3 separate regions of the Homo sapiens genome follow, and all the other regions are linked to region 2. Evidence: read pairs that join two places in POLR2A ChIA-PET (ENCODE). Cell type or tissue: MCF 10A. All regions are shown on one strand.

What was found. ChIA-PET counts read pairs that join two places held together with the same protein. Peaks named below come from ENCODE experiments on the same cell type or tissue, not always from the same donor. Only the 100,000 strongest peaks of a DNase experiment are listed, where the experiment ranks them.
Region 1: POLR2A ChIA-PET joins it to region 2 with 11 read pairs; 4 of 35 experiments call an interaction of 5 or more read pairs at or near these places.
Region 3: POLR2A ChIA-PET joins it to region 2 with 11 read pairs; 2 of 35 experiments call an interaction of 5 or more read pairs at or near these places.

Annotation. Positions count from the first base shown.
Region 1 is chr1:161,611,544-161,614,043 of GRCh38, reverse strand. It overlaps TRL-CAA6-1 (tRNA-Leu (anticodon CAA) 6-1), which reads left to right and starts at 2,015; the gene lies at 2,015-2,098. RefSeq lists enhancers at 1,076-1,125, 870-1,563, 1,564-2,258. In MCF 10A, no CTCF peak of the experiment used is centred here; DNase peaks (open chromatin) are centred at 1,413 and 1,855.
Region 2 is chr1:161,539,250-161,541,749 of GRCh38, reverse strand. It overlaps TRN-GTT1-1 (tRNA-Asn (anticodon GTT) 1-1), which reads right to left and starts at 1,509; the gene lies at 1,436-1,509. RefSeq lists a silencer at 1,304-1,533. In MCF 10A, no CTCF peak of the experiment used is centred here; a DNase peak (open chromatin) is centred at 1,559.
Region 3 is chr1:161,620,220-161,622,719 of GRCh38, reverse strand. No RefSeq gene overlaps it. Among named protein-coding and RNA genes, the nearest start is that of TRL-CAA6-1, 9.4 kb to the right of the region's middle. In MCF 10A, no CTCF peak of the experiment used is centred here; DNase peaks (open chromatin) are centred at 1,039 and 2,239.

The DNA.
Region 1 (2,500 bases), 72 kb before region 2:
CTGGCACAGCTGGTCCTCTTGTTACAGGATGGAGGCTGTGGGGCAGATGAGAGCATAAGGGAGGTTTGGAGCTAAAGGGTGGCTGAGGTGCAGATGTTCTTTCTTCCCATCCCTGTTGAATTTCACCTCCATTTTAGGGAATGAGACTTAAAATCTCAAACATCATCCCACTACAGGCATTAACAATGGACCCTCCTGGCAATGTTTATACATTTGTAATATATGTTTATATATTAACCCATTGAAGAATTAAAATTATCATCATTATCCTCTTTTACAGGAGGAAATGGAGACAAAGAGAGCCAAGATTCAAACACAGGAAGCACAACAGAGCCCATGCACTTAATCTTCACACTGTGTTGCCTCATCCAGCCTGAATGGTTAGGGTCAATCTAATTATATATGTCATTCCAATAAATGACTTTTGTATAATAAAAGATAACGGATACATAAAACCCTCAGACAGTATTTTAAAGGCTGGAAAATTTGTGAATACAATTGCTGTTAGTTCAACCGGTGACAAAGAACTCAGTATCATAAACAGCATGTTAGGAAAAAGTTTCAACTTATCGAGACTACAAGTCATCTAATGACTATCAGTTTATTAGGAAATTATCAAAAGAGTTTGATTCCCAGCCAAACTGAATCCCTGCTTCTCTCCCATGTAACTCAGTTCCAAATCAAATGCACAGTCCAGTACATCTGAGCTTTTTGCCAGCAGAGAGGGGGCCCGAATGAGTTGCTTACTATGAGGCCACTTGGGGGGGGGGGTTTATGGACTGGAAACGGGAAGGAATGTGCTTAGTTTGCCGGCTGTTTTGGAGAATGCGTGATTTAGGTTGGCCTGGGACCTTGGCCTGGGACTAATTAGAAAGCTTGGCCCGGGACCTTAGCCTAGGACCTCGGCCGGGAATAATTAGGGGCTTAAGTGATGATTTGTAGAGGCTAGCGAATGAACCTCGCAAGTGAAGACACAAGAGCCCCTTTCTGAAGCTAAGACTCATCCCAGGATTGAAATGATCCCAAAGATTCCTCAAGAGTTGGAAGTTTACAAAGGAAGGAAGGGAGGAAAGAACCATCAGAATTTAATCCCTTCAAAAAAAGCCTGGGTTTAGAAAGAGGCCAGGGGAAAGACAGGAAGCGAGTACGGAAAGTGAGGTATTGCTGCAGTTTCGTTGAGGCGTAAAACGAATACACAGCGCGCTGGAGGCTCCGGCTCAGAAAAGTTTTTCGTAGAAGGAAAGACAAAAACGTTTCGTTACCCGGGAATCGAACCCGCGTTAACTGCTTGAAAGGCAGCTGTGCTCACCACTACACCACCAACGCGTCCCCGGTTTGGAATTTTAGAAATCTATATATAAGATAAGCAAAGCGTATGACTTTCCCGACCGTTCTAGCAGTGTCTTTTGTTTATGATCCTGAGGTTAAACATGCTAAGCCCTCCATTGGTGAGAACCGATTCTTATGAATCGGCCCCGCCCCACAAACGGCGGGGGGCGGTGAACGCAGAAGCCACTTGCTCTGGAAGCCGGAGGGCGGAGCCGGCTCACAGCCGAGAGAGAAAGCCGCAGTTGAGCACCGCCGGGGGATTTTCCTCCGCCGTCTTCTCTTCCCCCCCGCACTCCTCATGTCCCGTAGCTCCCAGCTCCGCAGCTGTTCGAGACTCCGCACTGGATCCGCCGGGTGTCGGATTCAGCAACAGTGATTGGTGCGGAGGATCCGAGGGAGACGGGCCGACACAGGGTCTACCTTGACATGGCTCGACCCCTCTACAGAAGCAGAGGGGCGCTCGAAGAGTCGCCAGGGAAAATGGAGCCTTAAGGTTTAGTTTGGGTAGTGAGGAAAGAGGAAAGAGCTGTCGGAGGCTGTTTCATTTTTCCCGCTTTGCGACAAGGTCTAGAGAGAGTTACAATTTTATTTGAAACAGTAAATAGACACATTAATGTGACCTGATAGCGTGCACCATCAGTATATGATAAAATTAGGAGAAATTAGGAAGTTTAGCAAAACGTGTGTCAGGATGGCCGAGCAGTCTTAAGGCGCTGCGTTCAAATCGCACCCTCCGCTGGAGGCGTGGGTTCGAATCCCACTTTTGACAACGTATGTTTTCCATCCTTACTTTTCCTCCTGATTTGAACCAACCAGCAATTATGTTTGAATTCTTAGAGAAAGACTTTTCGATCGGTCAACACTGCGTTTTATCCTGGGTATCTACATTTACGAAAATTATTTGTGCTTCTCTGCACATATAGAACTAAATCTATTTTTCCTGTATTGTAGGCTGGAGTCTGGTCTATGAAAACAGGGAGCAGTTGAGACTAAGTTTAACTTTGGACTCCAACTTCCCAGTGTCAATTTATCCATTCTTTTATTCAACAACAATGTGTTGAGCCCTTTCTGTGCGTCAAGCACACTAAGGCAGGCAGATACCATCTCCTTTGACTAAACAAGAGAACGCCCTCAACACAGGATCCTTTAATTTGCTCTACAGTCTTAGCTG
Region 2 (2,500 bases):
CTTCCCTTTGTCCAACATTGTAACAGAGATTGGTTTGGATTGGTAAGAAACACCCCCTCCTCCCAGCAACCATCTCACCACAACTCATATAAATTAGCCAGCTTGCTTTCCAAATCTTGCTGAGACAATTGGGCTAAGGAGGATTCTTATGGGAAGTATGGGATAGGAGGGTGAATAAGCATTAGAGATCGTTTTAGAGCATTGGGGCAGATAGGAGAAGGCACAGCTACACAGGAGGTAGAGGCCTGGGCAGAGGTAGAGGGTCAGCCTGATTGTATGAATTATGAGCTATATACCAAGACGATTCAAGCTAGATTGCATACATAAATATTACATAAGATTCCGACACGACACAGGTGCATTTGGAAACCTTGGACATTCAACTCACATTTATTTACTACCTACAATGTGCAAGCTTGAGTTCAGGTGCTGAAGATACCAGATGAACAACACAGGGTCATTCCCTGGAGAAGCTTTATTTCTAGTGAGAAAAACAGTTAAATAGGAAGAGAATGAAGAAAGGGCTGCAGAAAAGAGGCTTGATTTGGGGGGTGTGGTCATGAAGGATGAGTAGGAGTTCGCCAGGCAAAGAAGAGAAGAAAAGCCCAAGGTTCATAGGCAAAGATTCAAAAACCAGAGTGTGAGTTCAAGAAAGCAGTTTGGTTCTGTGTCGGTGAGGGAGAGGAAAGAGTTTCAGGGCCAGATCATGAAGGGCATTACCTTCCAAACTAAGGAGATCGTATCAGACCCTGCAATACATTGAGAGAGTTTAAGCAGACCAGGTTTGTACCGTATAGTATTTTAGAAGGATTCTCTCGCAACTACTTGATGGATGGACGGGACAGGAGAGTTGAAGACCAGAAGCCAAATAGGGCAGCAAGGCAGGATGCAGTAACCCAAAGGGAGCAATGAGGAAGTAACTGGCGGTGAGGCTGGAGAGGAAGGTGCTTAATCAACAAGGTATTTAGGAGGCCGACTCTCCAAGAATTGGCAGCCAGCAGTACACGGCGTGACTAAGGACCAGGTTCCACACATAGTGCCCGTTTTCTGAGTTAGGAAATAGAAAGGCAAGGCAGGTACAGGTTTGGTGGAAAGACAAACAATTCGTTTTGGTATTATTAGTACTTACTTCCTTTGGTCAGTAAATTTTCTTAAAGTGTCAGTTTCCATAACGTAATTGCCGTGGTTAAGCAGCTAAGAGTTATCACTACAACCCTAGTCGGAAAAACCAAATACCTCAAAATTACCCGTACAGCACTAAGGCAGAAGAGGACATTGGGAACCACACAACGCGGAGGTCTGCTACCAGAGCTCCCTGCGGTTAGCACCGCGGCTGGTTTTGAGCGCCAAGGCCCCAGCGCTCCCAGCGGATAGCATCGCACGCAGTTTTTTCAGTCAAAGTTTCAAAAACCCAGGGTTCACAAAATGCGACTTCCGTCCCTGGGTGGGATCGAACCACCAACCTTTCGGTTAACAGCCGAACGCGCTAACCGATTGCGCCACAGAGACGGGCGTTGGCGATTTTGGCTGCCAAGTCACTTCACTGAAGAAAAAATGCTCAGCACTCACGTCTCCAAAAAAATTGAGGTTGATTTGAAACCAGTGACACAATTAGCTTTCCGTGCTTCAGGGCGCGGCTCATAGCCCTGAGCGAGGCAGGTCTTTTTTCTGCGCTAGCACTTGCCTAGATCTGGAGCAGGACTCAGCTTCCAGCAGAAGAGGTTGAGAAAAGGAGAGCAGAAGAGAATGCAGGAACGAAGGGTCTTCGGGGAATCCAAAATGGATGCTCTCTGTGGGTTCGGGGGTTCCGTTGATTTTGGTCAGAGAAGTACGACGATAAGCTTTTTTTGCTGATGTAGACAACTTATGTATGCATGTGCACACGTTTAGTGCTGACTCATAATAAGCTTATTATCGTGAGCATTAAAAATATTTTCTTTCAGGTCCAATCACGTCCAGCAAAATGTGATGTCTAAGTAAGTGAGTTTTGTGTTACAAAATTAGTCTTCAACCCACGCTGTTTTGAAAGGTTTCTACCGGCATATTAGACATGCAGACAGAACACGGAGCTTAAAAAGCCTGTAACATTCCAATTAATGGTATTCAGCTTGGAAATAAAAAATATTTTTTAAAAAATGCGTGCAACTTAAGGACTTTCATGCTGACATATCCAGATCCAAATATCTGAGGACAGAGACCCCTAATTCCACCACCATCGACCTAGGGAACCTCGTCAGTGCTGGGTCTAAAAAGGCTTTTTTTTTTTCTTTAATTCATATGTATATATACTTTATTCATATATATATATACTTTAAGTTCTAGGCTACATGTGCACAAGGTGCAGGTTCGTTACATATACATGTGCCATGTTGGTGTGCTGCACCCATTAACTCGTCATCTACATTAGGTGTTTCTCCTAATGTTATCCCTCCCTCCTTCCCCCACCCACGACAGGTCCCGGTGTGTGATGTTCCCTACCATGCACACGTATGTTTATTGT
Region 3 (2,500 bases), 81 kb before region 2:
GAGAAGCTTTATTTCTAGTGAGAAAAACAGTTAAATAGGAAGAGAATGAAGAAAGGGCTGCAGAAAAGAGGCTTGATTTGGGGGGTGTGGTCATGAAGGATGAGTAGGAGTTCGCCAGGCAAAGAAGAGAAGAAAAGCCCAAGGTTCATAGGCAAAGATTCAAAAGCCAGAGTGTGAGTTCAAGAAAGCAGTTTGGTTCTGTGTCGGTGAGGGAGAGGAAAGAGTTTCAGGGCCAGATCATGAAGGGCATTACCTTCCAAACTAAGAAGATCGTATCAGACCCTGCAATACATTGAGAGAGTTTAAGCAGACCAGGTTTATACCGTATAGTATTTTAGAAGGATTCTCTGGCAACTACTTGATGGATGGACGGGACAGGAGAGCTGAAGACCGGAAACCAGATAGGGCATGCAAGGCAGGATGCAATAACCCAAAGGGAGCAATGAGGAAGTAACTGGCGGTGAGGCTGGAGAGGAAGGTGCTTAATCAACAAGGTATTTAGGAGGCCGACTCTCCAAGAATTGGCAGCCGGCAGTACATGGCATGACTAAGGACCAGGTTCCACACATAGTGCCCGTTTTCTGAGTTAGGAAATAGAAAGGCAAGGCAGGTACAGGTTTGGTGGAAAGACAAACAATTTGTTTTGGTATTATTAGTACTTACTTCCTTTGGTCAGTAAATTTTCTTAAAGTGTCAGTTTCCATAACGTAATTGCAGTGGTTAAGCAGCTAAGAGTTATCACTACAACCCTAGTCGGAAAAACCAAATACCTCAAAATTACCCGTACAGCACTAAGGCAGAAGAGGACATTGGGAACCACACAACGCGGAGGTCAGCTGCCAGGGATCCCGGCGGTTAGCACCGCGGCTGGTTTTGAGAGCCAAGGCTCCAGCGCTCCCGGCGGATAGCATCGCACGCGGTTTTTTTCAGTGAAAGTTTCAAAAACTCAAGGTTCACAAAAGTGGGACTTCTGTCCCGGGGTGGGAACGAACCACCAACCTTTCGTTTAACAGCCGAAGGCGCTAACCGATCGCGCTACAGAAACGGGCGTTGGCGACCTGGGCTGCCAAGTCACTTCACTGAAGAAAAAATGCTCAGCACTCTTACGTCTCCAAAAAATTTGAAGTTGATTTGAAACCAGTGACACAATTAGCTTTCCGTGCTTCAGGGCGCGGCTCACAGCCCTGAGCGAGGCAGGTCTTTTTTCCGCGCTAGCACTTGCCTAGATCTGGAGCAGGACTCAGCTTCCAGCAGAAGAGGCTGAGAAAGGGAGAGCAGAAGAGGATGCAGGAACGAAGGGTCTTCGGGGAATCCAAAATGGATGCTCTCTGTGATTTCGGGGGTTCCGTTGATTTTGGTCAGAGAAATACGACGATAAGCTTTTTTTGCTGATGTAGACAACTTATGTATGCATGTGCACACGTTTAGTGCTGACTCATAAAAAGGTTATTGTCGTGAGCATTAAAAATATTTTCTTTCAGGTCCAATCACGTCCAGCAAAATGTGATATCTAAGTAAGTGAGTTTTGTGTTACAAAATTAGTCTTCAACCCACGCTGTTTTGAAAGGTTTCTACGGGCATATTAGCCATGCAGACAGAACACGGAGCTTAAAAAGCCTGTAACATTCCAATTAATGGTATTCAGCTTGGAAATAAAAAATATTTTTTAAAAAATGCCTGCAACTTAAGGACTTTCATGCTGACATATCCAGATCCAAATGTCTGAGGACAGAGACCCCTAATTCCACCACCATCGACCTAGGGAATCTCGTCAGTGCTGGGTCTAAAAAGCCTTTTTTTTCTTTAATTCATATATATATACTTCAAGTTCTAGGCTACATGTGCACAAGGTGCAGGTTTGTTACATATGTATACATGTGCCATGTTGGTGTGCTGCACCCATTAACTCGTCATTTACATTAGGTGTTTTTCCTAATGTTATCCCTCCCCCCTTCCCCACCCACGACAGGTCCCGGTGTGTGATGTTCCCCACCCGTGCACACGTAAGTTTATTGCGGAAATATTCACAATAGCAAAGACTTGGAACCAACCCAAATGTCCATCAATGATAGACTGGAGTAAGAAAATGTGGCACATATACACTATAGAATACTATGCAGCCATAAAAAAGGATGAGTTCATGTCCTTTGTAGGGACATAGATGAAGCTGGAAACCATCAGTCTAAACAAACTTTCGCAAGGACAGAAAATCAAACACCGCATGTTCTCACTCATAGGTGGGAATTGAGCAATAAGAACACTTGGACAAAAGCCATTTTCTATACTGCCCAAGACCCAGGGCCTCTCCATAGCCTCCACACAGAATCTCCTTTCTTTCTGCCCTGCCATCCTCTGTCATCAGTGGGCTCCAGTTTAGTTGCAGGTGGAAGTTTTCAATGATGTTTAGTGAAATGAGAAGACATGCAAACATAGATATGCATATGCAGAAATTATATATGCATATATGTTTATGTGTACACATATTTTATATCTTATGTAA